2 separate regions of the Homo sapiens genome follow, and region 2 is linked to region 1. A link is a loop called in an ENCODE intact Hi-C map of the cell type or tissue named here. Cell type or tissue: heart right ventricle. All regions are shown on one strand.

Evidence for each region. A loop is a pair of places that touch in the nucleus more often than their neighbours do. Peaks named below come from ENCODE experiments on the same cell type or tissue, not always from the same donor. Only the 100,000 strongest peaks of a DNase experiment are listed, where the experiment ranks them.
Region 2: it touches region 1 in a loop (7-fold over the local background); 32 of 110 quality-filtered maps call a loop at or near these places.

Annotation. Positions count from the first base shown.
Region 1 is chr9:121,857,098-121,865,097 of GRCh38, reverse strand. TTLL11 (tubulin tyrosine ligase like 11) reads left to right here. Exons shown (of 9, transcript NM_001139442.2): 8 at 4,655-4,761. Among named protein-coding and RNA genes, the nearest start is that of DAB2IP, 210 kb to the right of the region's middle. In heart right ventricle, a CTCF peak has its summit at 3,430 (motif pointing right); DNase peaks (open chromatin) are centred at 1,877, 3,437, 3,727 and 4,167.
Region 2 is chr9:121,682,173-121,690,172 of GRCh38, reverse strand. The region is part of intron 2 of DAB2IP (DAB2 interacting protein); the gene reads right to left. Among named protein-coding and RNA genes, the nearest start is that of DAB2IP, 35 kb to the right of the region's middle. RefSeq lists enhancers at 2,857-3,006, 5,374-5,874. In heart right ventricle, CTCF peaks have their summits at 3,128 (motif pointing left) and 5,616 (motif pointing right); a DNase peak (open chromatin) is centred at 3,132; H3K27ac peaks cover 3,850 bases.

The sequences.
Region 1 (8,000 bases):
TGTCAATGGCCTTTCGAAGTCATACATTTTAAACTGGAGTTGTCTTCTTGCCCCCTTAGATGTTTAGGTAGTGTGGTTTTTAAAAAATAAATATTGATCATTTGTTAGCTTTCACATTATAGAATCCTCTCCAGAAGAAAAAAAAAGCTTCTTTTCTGCACAGAGAAGGATGAACACAAAAGAAATTCTATAAATAGGATTTTATGGAGTGGAAAAAGTTGGTTCCTAAATTTCCCATGAGATGTCAGTAGTTGTTAAGAGGAAATGAGAATGATCATTTCAAATATTTCTATACTTGGACTCCTAATGAACTTAAATGATTTGTGATTCTCTCCCATCCTATGTGCCCAAATTCCTTTGATTCTGGAAAACAAAAACAAAAACAAAAACAGACTATTTCTTCAAACTGGTTCTACATCAGAGAGGAAGGATGGGAACTGCCATTTGCCACTTCCCCATGTGTGCCAGGCACTGAGCTAGTCCTTAAAAGATCCTTGTACGGTGAGCAGCCTTTTTCTTACTGTGCAAATCGAAATTTCCTAATGTAGACGCAGAGAGCTTCCATGACCTGCACAAGGTTACGCAGCAAAACCAAGGTTCAAACTCATGTGCATTTGACTCCAAAGCTCATCTTTTCCATGTACATTTCTAACCTATCCTTTCCTAGAAACTTTTCTGGCTTCTCATGGTACTCTATTTCCTGGACTTTTCTTCCACTGAAGAATTTATCCTTCCACTCATTAGTCATTTGAAGAGCTGCATCCCCAGGCATAAGGGAAAACTGTTCTCAATGATTAAGAGCCACATTTTTACCCCAGACTCTAAGATCACGTATAGTCTCTGAGAACGGTATCCAAGGCCCATTCAGCAATTCATTGCTGTCCAAGCCCAGAATACTGCCTACACAGAGAGGACACAAATAAATTCTCATTCAGTGGATAGATGGATGAAAAATTCATTCCAAAGTCTTGATATCTTGACTGTTGGAGTCATTCATTTCCTGTTTGAGTTTATTGAGAATGTTTGGTAACCACAGGGCAAATCCAAGCACCCTGGTTGCTTAGCCCCAGCCCCATATCCCAAAGCTTGCCACAGGAGTGCTTTAGAGGCTCCAACCCTTCTGGTCCCTGGCCTGAGACCTGGTTTCTTGATTCCTGAATCCCTCCTGCAGCCCTGGACTGGGCCATCTCCCCACAGCTCCCAAGCCCACTACTCTATCTTCCAAGGATGGACTAGATGTGAATTCCGGCTGTGTGACGTTGGGCAAGTCACGTCCCATCTCTTGAGCCTCAGCATACGCTTCATTGAAATGGGATCAGGAATACCACCCTCAAGGAATGGTTAAAATCCAGAGAGCTGATGAGCAAGAAAAGCCCTAGCATACAGATAGTGCCCAAGAAATGCCTACAGAATCAAGATTCTTTTAAGGCATTTGCATTTCCTGCCTACCGCAGCCAGCATGGATCCCTCCTCTGTCCCAGTAGCAGATGCTGCAATCAACTATATTTGCAGGCATCACTAGGGAGGAAGAGTTACCTTGGAAAGGGAATAAACGGAGAATTTCTTTGGTAAATTACGGCTCCTGCTAAAGGTTTGACACTTCTATTTTCTACCTGTCAGAAAAAAAATGACTATATACCAGTGGTCAGTTTGGTTTCCCTTTTAATACTCTATTAACCCACAGAGCAAGCTAGGCAGCGCTCCTGACTTGTGGAAGAGCAGGTAGCCCAGAGGACACTGATATGATAATTAAAGGACACTGTGGCTGTTCCTAATGAAGCTTTGTAAATTAGCAATGCAGGCTGTTCGAATACCCTGGGAGAGACTGGACCATCCTCCCCCACAGAACCCAGTAGATAGCCGTCTTGGTGACAAGTGACGTGAAAACCTCCGCGTCCATTGACATGTGGTTACTGGGGCTCAATAACCGTGTGCTGATGTGCTTTGAAGTCTGCCACCGCGACTCGTGATTGAAATACGGAGCAGGAGCCCAGGAGGAAGCAGGATGTGCATTGATGGCCTGGGAAATACAGGCGGGAAGAAAGAAAGGGAGGAGGGAGGAAGGGGGCAAGAAAGTGTGCTGGCATACAAGGAGCACCAGGCTCGTCTGGGCACCATGCGGGGCACATGCCCAGCCACTGTCATTAGGGGTGCGCTTGGGTTTGGAGAGGGGCCTCTGATGCCCAAACCCTGCTTGCCAATCAACCCCTCCCCTGTCCGGTCCCTAACAGAGCTATTCACACAAGGGATAATGGCAAATGGGAAATCAAAGAGCCACTTCACCATTAGCTGAGGCAGTGGATGTGGATTCGTTTGAAAAGTTGAAAGCGGCATTGAATGTAGTTCAGCCAACCTGACAGCTGGCCCAGAGGCCTAGCTTTCAGGATTCCCTGGACAAATCTAGCCTGCCTTGGGACAGGCCTCCCAGCACGATCCTGTCCAGGACAGGGGTGCACCTGGACAAGCCAAGGGCTGCTTCCAGTCTGAAGAGAGAGCCCAAGCCCTGTACACAGATATTCCAACTGGTGTACTCCATTTCTCCAGAACGGGCAGGGTCACTCACTGAAAGGTTGGGCTCCAGGCAGCCTCTGGGGTGAGATGGCTCTAGATCTAGAGGAAGAAAAGGGAAAAGGGGGAGAGAGTTGGGGAAGGGAACTCACAATTGCTGTGGGCCTACCAGGTGACAGGCACCATGCTGGGTTCTTGGCATGTACTCACAACCATGTGGGCAGGTATTATCATCTTCATTTTAGAGCCCAAGAAATAAAAGCACAGAAGGTTTAAGTAAATTCCCCACAGTCACACAGCTAGAAAAGATTCCAGTCAGGATTTAAATCCTAATCTGTCTGATGCCTAAATCATGCTCTTTTTGGCATACCAGACTGCCCTCCCCTCCACATTTCCAGACCAAAAAAAAAAAAAGCTGGGGAGGGGTAGGAGGATTCTAAACACCCCTGCTGTGGCATGGACAGGGAGCACCAATGCTGACATCAGACTGAAAACCTGGTTACTGTGGCCTCCCTGCACCTAAACAAGTGGAGCATCCAAAGCTCAGAGGCCCGTCCCCCACAATCCTCCTGTCAATTCCAGGTGACTCCCCTAAAGTCAGGAACAAGGAACCTCCCCAGCAATTCTGTGTCAGCCCACACAGAGCAGCAAGGACCCAGCCTGTGCTGTTCTGCTTTATAAATCTGGGGCTTAGTGTGGCTGATTCAGGGCTTATGTAGAATCTTCAGGTGACAGATTGAGATGGGTAAAGTACAGAAGCCTTGAGCCCTTGTCCATAGATTTGTCCTCAGGGACTCATCTGGTGAGCATTTCCAGTGGGAAATTGCTTCTGGACAGTAGTGATGGCTTCAGCCTGTACTGTTGACATGCTGTCATCCTTGGGTCATCTGAGCATGACACCGTCAGCTGCCTGGACACTCCAGGAGAGGGCAGTGCCGAGGGCCTAGCTTCCCCTCCTCCTTCTGGAGACTAAGAGATAGGAAGATGAGGACACGTTGCTGGTGGTATTTCTTGACATGTGGAGTTTGTTCTCTTTTAGAGCAAGCAGGGACCCACATTGCTGTGCAAGGTCAGGCTGACACACAATGACTATAATAAAGACCACCTGTTTTATAGATGAGGACACCGAGACTCAGAAAGGTGAAATGTTTTAACCAGGGCCATGCAGCTTCCAAGTGGCAGAGCCAGGCTACAACTCAAGACTTGCTCTCCTGGCCAGGCACAGTGGCTCACGCCTGTAATCCCAGCACTTGGGGAGGCCGAGGCGGGCGGATCACCTGAGATCAGGAGTTCAAGACCAGCCTGGCCAACATGGTGAAACTCCGTCTCTACTAAAAATATAAAAATTAGCTGGGTACCTGTAATCCCAGCTACTCAGGGGACAGACGTAGGGAGAACTGCTTGAACCCAGGAGGCAGAGGTTGCAGTGAGCCGAGATTACAATACTGCACTCCAGCCTGGATGACAGAGCAAGACTCTGTATCCAAAAAAAAAAAAAAAAACACTTGCCTTGCTTTTCTAAAGTTCTTGCTCTTTCCAGCCTGTTAGACCCATAACTAACCAAATGGCTGAACTTACAGGAACCTGAGGATCTAACCTCACTTACATCACTGCCTTCTCTACCATGGCTCCATGCCAGTCACCCTGCGGTAGTTCCAGCTGTGGTAAGGGAGGACATTCCAGACCCAGAACACAATCCAAACAAAAACAATGTCAGTCGGTTCAGGCTGCTAGAACAAAAATGCCACAGCCTCAGTGGCTTAAACAACAAACATTTACTTCTCATGGTTCTGGAGGCTGGGAAGACCAAGATCAAGGTGCTGGTAGATCTGATGTCTGGTGAGGACCCAATTCCTGGTTTGCAGACGGCTGCCTTCTTCTATGTTCACATGGTGGAGAGTAGAGAGGAGGCAGGCTCTCTAGTGTCTCTTCCTAGAAGAGCACTATTCCCATTCCCAAGGGCTCCACCCTCACGACCTAATCACCTGTCAGAGGCCCCACCTCCTAACACCATCACATTGGAGGGATAGGATTTCAACCTATGGATTTGGGGAGGACAAACATTCAGTCCCTAACAGGAGTGGAGGAGAGATAGACAGGACAGGTTTCAGGCTGGCAGTGACATGTCACTTCCCATTGTTGGCAGGAGCTGCAAACTCAGCAGCAGCAGCCTGTCCATGGCTGCCGTGGACATCCTCTACATTGACATCACACGGAGGTGGAACTCCATGACCCTGGACCAGCGGGACTCAGGTATTTGACAAATGCCTCTGCCATGGCCTGTGGGGGTCCTGACAGGCATGGGTGGTATATTTTCTGTTCCTTCTTGTCAAGGGTTCAGATGGGGGAAGAAGATGATGCCATCAGATCTAGACATAATCCCAGGGATTGAGCTGAATTTAAATGCTGGAGCACTGTCTGCTACCGAATTCTCATACCACCGTTAGCATTCCTTGCCTTTGCTTAAGGCTCAGATTCCATCCATACTGGGAACACTCAGTTATTCATTCATTTGTTCACCCCTCACACACATTTCCTGAGCAGATGCTGGGCCCAGCCTTGGGTGGGCTGGAGGGTATAGTGCTTGGTTCTCGTCCTGAAAGAATTCACTGTAGCATTGGGAGGCAGATGAGAAAATGATGCTAGGTAGTAGGATGCCTGGCTCGGAGGGAGAGAAGCTCAGAGAAGCTATCCGGGAACTCAGCGGAGGAGCTCCTCATCCAGGGAGGGCCAAGGAAGACTTCAGGAGAAGGGTGTACGGGATCAGCTGGTGAACAGGGCTGGGACAGACACTCTGGCAGGGCTATTGCCTGGCCGTGGCCTGGACACAGGTGAGGCTGTTGAGCTTAGACCATACCAAGTAGCCCAGATGGGCTGGAGCAAAAAGGGATGTGAGAAGGGGTAGAGATGGGGTTATGGGAGCTGTCAAAGCCTTGAATGCCACACAAGAAAATTTGATCTTGATCCTCTAGGTTCTGTGGTGAAGGGTTCTGTGAGAAGAACCCACCTTTAGGTGGATGAGTTTCCTATCTTTTTTCTCACAGAGGGTGTTTCTCTCTCTCTCTTTTGTTTTTTGTTTGTCTTTGAGACGGAGTCTCACTCTGTTGCCCAGGCTGGAGTGGTTGCAGTGGCACGATCTCAGCTCACTGCAACCTCTGCCTCCCAGGTTCAAGCAGTTATCCTGCCTCAGCCTCCCAAGTATCTGGGATTACAGGTGCAAGCCACCATGCCCGGCTAATTTTGTATTTTTTTTTTTTTTTCAGTAGAGACAGGGTTTCATCATGTTGGCCAGGCTGGTCTTGAACTCCTGAGCTCAAGTGATCCGCCTGTCTTGACTTCCCAAAGTGCTGAGATTACAGGCGTGAGCCACTGCGCCCAGCCCAGAGGGTGTTTTTCTAAAAAAATTATAATAACCATAACTGATATTTGTACAGCTCATCACAAAACTTCAAGGTCCTTTCATGCATATTTCCTCATTAAATGTCCCGGTAAACCAGTGCAGTAGGCATTATGAGTCTCATTTCACAGACGAGTAAACTGCAGCTCAGGTGACACAGATCACACAGGAACTGTGAGCCCGCAGCACCCTGGCACCCACGCCACGCCCTCTTCTGGCTGCCTCCCTCCAAAAGGGACGCACAGAAGGGAGGCACCGGGTCGTGAGGAGTGGGGCAGCTTGCTCCTGTGAGTCTGTGGAGAGGACATGAAGTCAGGTTGGGAGATCCAGATTAGAATTGATTATGCCATTTCCTGCCCATGTCAGCTTGAAAAGTCATTCCACCTCCTTATCTCCAGTTCCTCATCTGTAAAATGGCGCCAACAATCCCTGCTCTCCAGGGTGGCTCTGAGGTCTTTGGAGTCCTCGCTGATGGTGCGAGGCAGTTTATCTTATTAGTGGACACCCCTTGGGGAGAATCCTGGGGGCAGTCTGCCTGGCAGCTGTTGCACCCCTAGCCAATCCTGCCCTACACCCATGTGGGCCAGAAACTTCCCAACTACAGAGATGCAGCCGGTCCTTCCTGCAGGGCACTGGCGCTCAGACATCATTTGCTGTTTGGCTTTGTGTTTAGTAGTGATGCTCCTGGCTGCCAGTTCTTGGCCAATTCTTATATGCCAAGCACTCTGCAGGCACTTTACATGTGCAGCACCGGCTAGAATTCTCCTAGAGGTAGATATGATTATCTCCATTGTGCAGAGGAGGAAACTGAGGCCTAGAGAGGCATGGCTGGTGGATAAGGTTCAAACACCAATCCACCCGAGCCCGTTCCAGGTTGCCTTCTCCTACTCACTGGTCCTAGAGTGAGATGACCACCGAGCTCCCTGCAGCTCCCCTTTCTTTAAGTCAAAAGCAAAACCCAGGAAATAGCAGCAGTCATTGAATCAACAAGATGAGTGCCTCTATCGCATCTCTGCAGTTGGCAGCTCCCTTACAGCCCTCCCTGGCAACCAGGAGAGGCGTGAGATGGAGCGTCTTCAGGAGAAGTAGGCAGATTAATTATCATTTCGAGGACTGAGAGTGCTCATGTGACAATCGAGCAGCGGCACTTTCTGCTGACACCTTCAGAAAGCAAAGAAGTGTTTGCTCTGTGAGCTGAATGTGGGGAGTCATCCAGGATCCCACGGAGGGGGCCAGATGAGGGGGTGGGAGTGGCAGTGGAATTATTAAATATTGAAATTGATCAGGAGTAGCAGCAGGAAGCTATTTATCATGTTTTATTGCTGCAAACTAGCATTACCATCTGGCCCATTGTTAATTCTGAGTAGTTTTTCATGTTTTGTTTGCCTCTTAAATTGCTCCCGGTAAGCGGAATCCACGGGGGCTGTCCGCAATTCAAGCTCCGGTGAGGTTTTCTGGGGTCTGCCAGGGTCTCCGTATTCTGCTGACCAAGCTATGGAAATGAGAAAAATACTTATTTTTAGCACATACTGATAAGCAAATTCAGGGCTGGGATCTCCCAGGCCCTTGGCCAGACCTCAGCCCCTGACTAGGTGGAATAGTCATCACCAGGTGGAATAGTAGTAACAGCAGTTTTGAGATTACTTCACTTGTGCATATATCGCTGCAAATTCTCACGCCAGGCCTTCGAGGTGGGCAACAGCACCCCTTTTTACAGATGAGTACCCTAAGGTTCCAAGAGCAAAAGTGACTTGTCTAAACTCCCACAGCCAGGGAGCAGCAAAAGAAGGCAAGATTTGAACTCAGTCCTCCTACCTCCTCACCCAGGGTGCTCTCCCCCCATCCAGGGCTACACCAAGCAGTGCTTGTTCACTTAAGTGATACAGAGGGGGCAGGGCTGGTGAAGCAGGAGTCAGAGGGGACGGCAGCAGCGGGAGGATAAAAGTCAACTCACAGGGCCTGCTGGGAGGACAGAACTGGAGCAGAGAGGGTGCCTGTCCAACCTCCTGTCTCCCTTTCCTCCGTCCTCTGAGTTTTCCTCACTCCTGGAAGGAAATAGCAGGGCCTGGGGGTCTAGGAAGTGGGCCTGGGCATG
Region 2 (8,000 bases), 170 kb after region 1:
ATTAATACTAATGAGGGCTCTTCCAACACGCTGCTGAGAATTAGTCAGATGTGTTTAGTAAGCCCTGTCTAAGCTTCAGGCACTGTATTAGAGCTTCCCATGACTTCTCTTTAATTCTCACAACCCAGTGTGCAGATGGGAGAACAGAAGTTCAGAAAGGGCAACTAATTTGCACAGCACCGCACGGTCAGGAAGCGGCAGAGCTGGGTTCAACACAGCAGACAGGCTGCTCCAGAGCTAAAGCTCTCATGTAATTCCATTACCAGACTGAGGCGTTGAGCCAGCACCTAAGCTGCTCTGTGACTCAGTTTCCCTGCTGTACAATGCGGGGATTAGTCTAGCTGATCTCTGAATTCTTTCCAGCTTTGTTGTGCCTCCCTGGTGACCCATTTGCAGGTGACAACACATGGGGGGGGAGTCTCCCGGGGACAAATGGGCACTAATGGTGGGACTTTCAGGTTTGCGCTGGGCCACAGGGAGCTTCTGTTGGGTAGGATTCCCCTGCACTTCCAGGCACCCAGCTGGCCCGGGGGGCCCCAAGGCAGCAAGGCAGGAAAGAGATGCTATCTTGTTTCTCTCCCTGGACCAAGAGCCACCAAGGAAAAAACAGGACCCCAGGGAGCTCCAGGACTGAGGACCAGTAAACACTAGTGGGAGGGAGGGGTGGGGGAAACTCCATAAATCCACCTGAGTAAGCAGTGCTTTTAAAAGCCCTTTTCACTACAGAATACAAAATGCACCATTTTAGGAGAGGATTTTATAGGCTATTTCTCCTGGGTGATTTACCATCTGCGGGCCAAGGTTCACCTGGGAGTCCTGGCCTCAGAAGGCCCATGGGTATGGGGTGGAGTCAAGGTCAGTTTCTTTTTTTTTTTTTTTTAGATGGAATTTCACTCTGCCACCCAGGCTAGAGTGTAGTGGCGCGATCTCAGCTCGCTGCAACCTCCACCTCCCAGGTTCAAGCTATTCTCCTGCCTCAGCCTCCATAGTAGCTGGGGTTACAGGCATGCGCTACCACGCCCGGCTAATTTTTTGTGTTTTTAATAGAGACAGGGTTTCACCATGTTGACCATGCTGGTCTAGAACTCCTGACCTCAGGTGATCCACCCACCTCAACCTCCCAAAATGCTGGGATTACAGGCATGAGCCACCACGTCCGGCACTTTTCAAGGCAAGGGCTGGTGTCCTTGCTGGCCTCTGGTGGGCTGGGTCACTTGTCTTGACCTGTCCTCCCAAGGCAGGGGACCACTCTGGCCTCAGACACCCAGTGTGGGGGCTGGCAGAAGTGTGGGGGCTGGCAGAAGTGGAGAGGTCACGGCTCACCCTCTTCCCTGCTCACCCTGCGCTTACTCCATTTAATTCGTTTACTCCCTGTCTCTCTCTGTCTCGTGCACCTTCATTCCGCAAGCCCCTCATGAGCCTGCCACAGGTGAGTCCTTGCCCCAGTGCTGGGAGTTCAGACAAATCAGAAACAGTCCCTGTCCTTGAGAAGGTGACCACCGTCTGGTGGGAGAGACAGAAGTGATGGATCATGAAGTCACAGAGTCCGTGAGGGAGCGTGTACAGATGGGGTGTTCTGCAACCTGGACAGAGCCCTGGATGGCACTAGTGAGCTCTGGAGACAGAGAGAGATGGGGAGGAATTGTGGGTAGAAGGATCCGCCCACACAAAGGCGTGGAAGCTGGGACAGCCTGGGGGGCTTGAATGCCAGGCCGGGGAGCTGGATCCCCCACCCTGCTGGGAGCCATCTAAGGTGCTGGAGCAGGGGAGTAACAAGCTCAGCTCGTTTTAGACGTTCTTTAAGCAATTCCACAGGAGAAGTTACTCATCCCGATGCAGAGCCTTGTGTTAGAAACAGATGTCACTGCTGCCACCTCCACAGAGGGCCTCCTGGCTTTGGAAACAACAATTGCCGCTTGACAACTCAGATATAATTATGTCTGTAATCCCACCAAAATACCACTTGATCGTTTCATTTTTGTAGCATGAGGAGGTGGGAAAATGAAGGCGTCTGAGCCTTGCCCCTGACATGCAGGCTCCCCCACCTCCCAGGAAAGGGGAGGACCTGCAGGGCCACAGGGCAGGATGACAAGAGGAGAGCAGTTCTCTCCTATCCCAGGGGTGTCTGACCCCTAGGGCCAGGCCTGCTCAAAGTAGGGGCAGGACAAGATAAGGCAGAGAGATGGGGAGGCCTGGGTCCAAATCTCAGCTCTGTCCCTGCAAGCCGTGTGGCCCAGGACAATGCACCTCCCCTCTCTGGGCCTCAACATCCTCGTCCGTAAGATGAAGAGAAAAACAGCACTGACTAGCAAAGACTGGGCTGCATGCTATGGTCCAGGCGCTGTGAGAACTTCAAGATCCAGGCCCATGAGAGGAGCCACCCTCAGCTATCTCTTCACTCCCCATCTGCCTTGATTTTGTCACCTTCTATGAGTGAGATTTGTGTTATCTGAGCCTCGAGTTGTAAGGATTAAATGAGACAATACTTAGAAAGTGCTCAGCACAGGGCCTGACTCAGAGTACTATGCAGAACAGGATTCAAAATCCCCCATCGTACAGACAGCAGAGGTGGTAGAGCTGGGATTCGAACCCAGGCCAGTGGGACTTGGAGTGCAAGCTCTGACCACCACCCTGCCTCTCCCACAATGCCCGCCTTACCCCCTCTCAAAGCAGTGGTAGGTGGAACAGGTGCCTATAACCCATCAAAGGGTGGCAGTGACTGAGTGTCTGTTGGCCCCAGCCTGGTGACCACAGTGCAGCAGCCCTGCCTGACAGATCACATGCTGGTCCACCTCACCCTGTGCCCTTTCTCTTGGTGGACAGCTGTCCCAGCCCCAGACCTTGTTCCATCCAGTGTCCCTGACCAGGGTCCCCTTTCAGAACCCCTGGCTTTCTGGTCAACCTAGGCCCAGCTGGCACAGCCAGTCATGCCAGGCCCAGCCATTGACAGGTGCTCCCGGATCTGAGCTGCTCCCAGCCCCCAGCAGTATGTTCTACACCTTGTTTAGCCAGCTAACACCTTGTTGGGCCAGCTCCCTGTGGCCCCTGACACACAAACCCCTGGGACTTCAACACTCACTGGGAGGAGCCACCCAGAAGTCCACTTGCTACCCTCTGCTGCCCCCAACTGGCAGGAAACCACCCTGCGCAGACACCTCCATCTCCATCTGAACTCACCACCTAAGAACTTGGTCTCTGGTCCCCTAGGAACCCCTCCAGCCCCTCTCCACCTTCTACTGCCAGGGCTGAGCCCTAGAAGTTCAGTCAGGGGTGATGTTGCTTTGGGGCCGTGACGGAAGGGTATGGAAGTGGGAGGGGTCTGCCCAGTTACCTGGGGCTCTGGAGGAAATGTGGGGTGGAGGTGCACCCCTCACACAAGCAAAGGGAACAGGTGTGGGGAATGCTGCCTTGTGCCAGGCACTGAGCCCTCACAGCCACTCTGTGGGGAGGGGTTCCTGCCCATTTACAGACAGGGAAAGAGAGTGGGGCAACTTGCCTGAGCCATCCTACAGAAGGGAGCAGTGGCCAAGATTCTAATCCTGCTTCATCCCTGGGTTGGGGGGACTATCCCTGGGAGAGGCCAGCACTGTACCCCAAGACCCTGAGTGGGTGTGAAGAGAGGAAGAAAGGCCCCCACAGAGAGCATTCCACTCGCCAGTTACTGAACCTGGCAGGGACTGGGGTGGTGGCCTTTACACCTTAACGGGAACCAGTTCATCTGATTCCATGCTGCCCAACAGGCTTAAGTGCAGGGCTGGGGAAATGGAATTTACAGGGATGGCCTTCTGATGTATTTGGAAGTCCCCAGGGCAGGAAGAGGAGGGGGTACAGAGGCTGGCTTGTTCCCTTCACTTCCATCCTCCTCACTCACACTGCCCAAGCCAGCTGCCACTTGCCAGGATGAGGCAGAAGATTCCAGGGATCCTTGAAGTGGGCTCTTCCCCCTACCCCTGCCCAAGGGCATTCTGAGCACAGATGTTGGGGGGGTTGGAACAGGCTCCTGAGAACCTGCTTGAGAAAAGCAATTTGCTTGTCCCCCCAACCCCATGCTGGATCCCCACCCAGTCTTGGTCTCTGCCCACTGAAGGAGCTCCAGACTCTCCTAGCCTGGTCAAGTATGCTGCACTCCATGTCTGCTCTGGCCTACTCTGGCCCACCTCACCTCCCTTGCTGAGGACCTCATACTCCTGTTAATATGGCCTTAGATCCCATCTGCTCTGTTCACTGCCGTGGATCTCTTGTCGCTTCCATTCCAGCCACTTCCTCACATTTCAGCCCCCAAACTGCGCTCAGTTCCTGCTGTCATTTGCTCATGCTGTTTCCCATGTCCTGGCCTTTGCCTGGAATGTCCTTTCCCCTTCACCTGCCTGGAAATTACTTCACCAAGCCCCGGCTGGCCCTTCTGTATTTCTGCAGGTAGCAACTACGTTTTCATCCTCTTTGTATCCTCAATGACTGGCATAGGCCCTGACACATAGTTGGTGATGATGGCAAATTTATCGAAAGAAAGAATAAAGAAAGGCAAAAGGAGAGAAGAAAGTAAGTTCGTTCACACCGCAGCAAGGCTCGCAGACGAGAGCTGGGCTCCTGCCCCTACCACCCACCAGCTGGAGACCTGCTGAGGCCAGGCCTCTCTCCTCCCTAAGCCTGGGATCCTCAACTGTAAAATGGAGCTGATGAAACCACCTTCCTGTGTATTAATGGGGTGGGGCGACAGCCTCCCAACCCTACCAATACTGCAGCAGTCCCACCTCTGTCCCAGGCCTCAGACTAGCCTGGTCTTGGATTCAGGAGGCTCCAAGACCCCCTGTCCCCAGACTCCTGCCCCGAAGAACATCCTTGCCCCACCCTGGCCACCCCGGACAACTCCTGAGTCCCACCTTCCAACACTCCCTCTGCAGAAAAGGGGGATGCCCCCCGCGGAAGGCAGACACAGACCAAAATGACGGTAATGTTCCTTTTGGGTTTGAATAGTTTAATACCAATCAGCCTCCGTGAAGGGCAGGGATGGAGGGAGTGAGGGTGGAGGGGGCGGAGGGGGCAGGGTTTGCTCTTCCACCACCCCGCCCATCCGCTGAATACACGCCGGATGCTGGGTCAGGAGACTGACTCACAGAGCAGAACTAAGCAAATTCCTCATACTTCAAGGAGAAAACTGGGGCGCCCATGGTGGGACCCCACCCAGGGGTCCAGCACTACCGCCCTGTTACAGCCAGGACCACGTGGCTGACATCCCTCCACTGGTTGATGGGCCACAAACATAAATATGTCCCAAGTGAACGACCATCTGAGATGGACCCACAGCAGCCTGGGCCAGTGGAGGGAGCCCCAGCAAGTATCCTGGGCAAGCTGCTCCTCTCCAGGCCTCAGTTTCCCCATATACCCTGGGACAGATCTGGCTTGTCTGATCTGTGAGCCTGGCTGGCTTTTCTGTTCCCCACCCCAACAGCCACCCGGAGCCTCCGTAGCTTGGAAGGGGCACAAATGGGGGGCAGCGGGGCCGGCTCTGCAGGGAGCAGAGAATGCCCCCTCCTGGACCTGAAGTCATGCATTCCTCCTTCAGGCAGCCCGCAGCCCAAACTTCGGGTCCCTCTACAGCTGGGGCTGGGGCCTGGTGGCCAGGAGGGGGCAGTGTGCAGATGAGCGGGAAGGAGCTGTCGTGGGGCTCCGAGGGCAGTTGGACCAAAGAACACCCATTCCTCCCAGGAAATGTGATGGGGGCTGGGAGAAGGGCTCAGCTCAGACGGGGTGGCTGATATCCAGGTGCTGGGAGGAGAGGACAGGAAGGAGTAAGGGGTGAGGACCACTGGATGCGGGGGAGAGGGACAGAGACCTGGGCTCAACTCCAGGCCCTACCCTAGACATGCTGTGTGACCTCAGGAAAGGACCCTCCCGTCTATGATTCTCAGTCCCTCCTCTGTATAGGGAAGGGTTGAACCAGTTAATTTCCAACAGCCTTTCCATGGTGACATGGGCGGGAGGGTCACCCACTAGCTTGCATGTTTGTGTTCACATGCCTGTTTCTTGAGTTTGTGTGACAGAAAGACAGCTGAAACATGGGGAGGGTGCAGGGAGGCTACAGGAGTGAGAAAAGGGGTGAGCAGCTGGAAAACCTGAGGTCCACAGCTCAGAGGTCTACTGCTAGCTCCACTCACAGCCATCATCCACTGTGGTTCTTGTATCCTGCAGGGGAAAGTCCAAAGGCTTTAGCTCACCCACCAAGGTCTCTCACTCTTCTCTCCAGGCCCTGAACCCATCCAGCACTCCAATCACACAGGGCCATTAGCTTGTTTCCTTCTATTCACTTCACTAACTGAAATACTCTTCTCCCTTGGTTCCTGACGAACTCCTATACACTCCTCAAAGCCCAGCCCCAAGAGTCCCTTCTTTAAGAATTCTTCCCTGTCCTTCCTGGCCAGAGATAACTGTTCCTTGTTCTGTCACAGCATCCTATGCAGGGTGTGCACAACCAAGCACCAATAAAAGTGAGTTGTTGAAAGAAACCAAAGACCTGCTCCTAGAAGCATCCATAATCAACCCAATGTTGAGTTTATCTGCAGTTTCTGCCAGACCCCTGGGCCTTCCCCTCCCTGACACTTCTCCTTCTCCATCTCGCAAAAAATAGCCCTGAGACCTAATTTCAGCTAAACCTTCAAACACGACTCTCCACTTTCAACTTCCCGAGGAGGAATCAATTGGCTGTCAAGTTTCCCTGAGCCTCTGCCACCTCCCACACCCCAGGCCTGCCAGCCATCCTCAAGGTTGATGGGAGGGGGGTGGGGGCAGAGGAAGGAGGGAGGGAGGAAGGACCCAGCCCGCAACAGGGAAGTTTGGGGCTGGGGAAGGGAGCAGGCTAAGGAGCTCGTGGGGAGACCAGGAAGAGTCATCAGCTCTTTGCCTCCCAAATCAAACCACGGCTCCTCTGCCATGGAGTGGCAGGAGAGAAAGAACAGCATGCTGTTGCTGCTAAGGGGTCCAGGGCCTGGGGAAGCTGGGTGGGCACATGCAAAGCCCCCAGACCCAGTCTGACCATTGGTCTATGCAGATCCAGGGCCCCAGCTTGCTGCCTGCCACCCTTCCCTCCTTCCCTTCCAGGAGACACTACTGGCACAGAGCAGACAGACCTGGGTTTGAATCTCAGGAGCCTGAGAGCTGATGGCCACAGATGCACAGGAAGCCTCTCTGGTCATCTACTCCCAGGCCCCTTCCCCCATCCTCATTCAGGGCCCCCTATAACTTGCAGGGCACATGCCAGCCTCGTAGCACTGTGTGGTCCTGGAGAGCCACTCCCCTACCCCCCAACTCTCCCTATAGGAGGGAGGGAGTTGTCCCAGATAGGCAGAAAAGTTCCACTCCTGAGCAAGCCACAAAGCTGGTATGAGGCTGTGCAGGGCCTGAAACCTGGGTCGGGGAACTCTCTAGAGCCCATTCTCTTAGCTACTGCACCAGAACATTTAAGCACCTATTTATGCCTGAACTGTACGCTGCCTTACAAAGTCCATCCCCCACATTTCACAAAAGGGGAAACTGAGGCTCTCCCAGGGTCATACAGTCTACAAGAGGCAGGGGCAGGACTAGCACTGAGCCTTCAATGCCCTACAGAGTGGCTGCAGGTCCTCGGCTGACTCACAAAATGAGGAGGGGTGGCATGTGATGGTGTAAACAACCCAGGCTCCTGAACTGCTGTCAGCTGGGTGGTGACCTCTGACAAGCCCTTCCCAGGCCTCAGTTTCCATGGAGAAGGTGGACAGGCTGAGCCTTGTAGACCTTACACCGTGACTCATTGATTCTCCCTGCGGAGCACCCCTGTAAGAGATGCTGACAGCCTGCCATCTGGGTTTGAAATGGCAGTGAAGGTGGCAGTTATTCCAGTACATCCTGTGGCATCTCCCCTGCCTCCCCGAGGCAAAACCATGTTTCCTGGGTTCCCTCGAGGGTCTACACAGAGCAAAAGTCAGCTGAGCACGTGAGGACATAGCTTTTGGGAGCCTGTAAGTGAG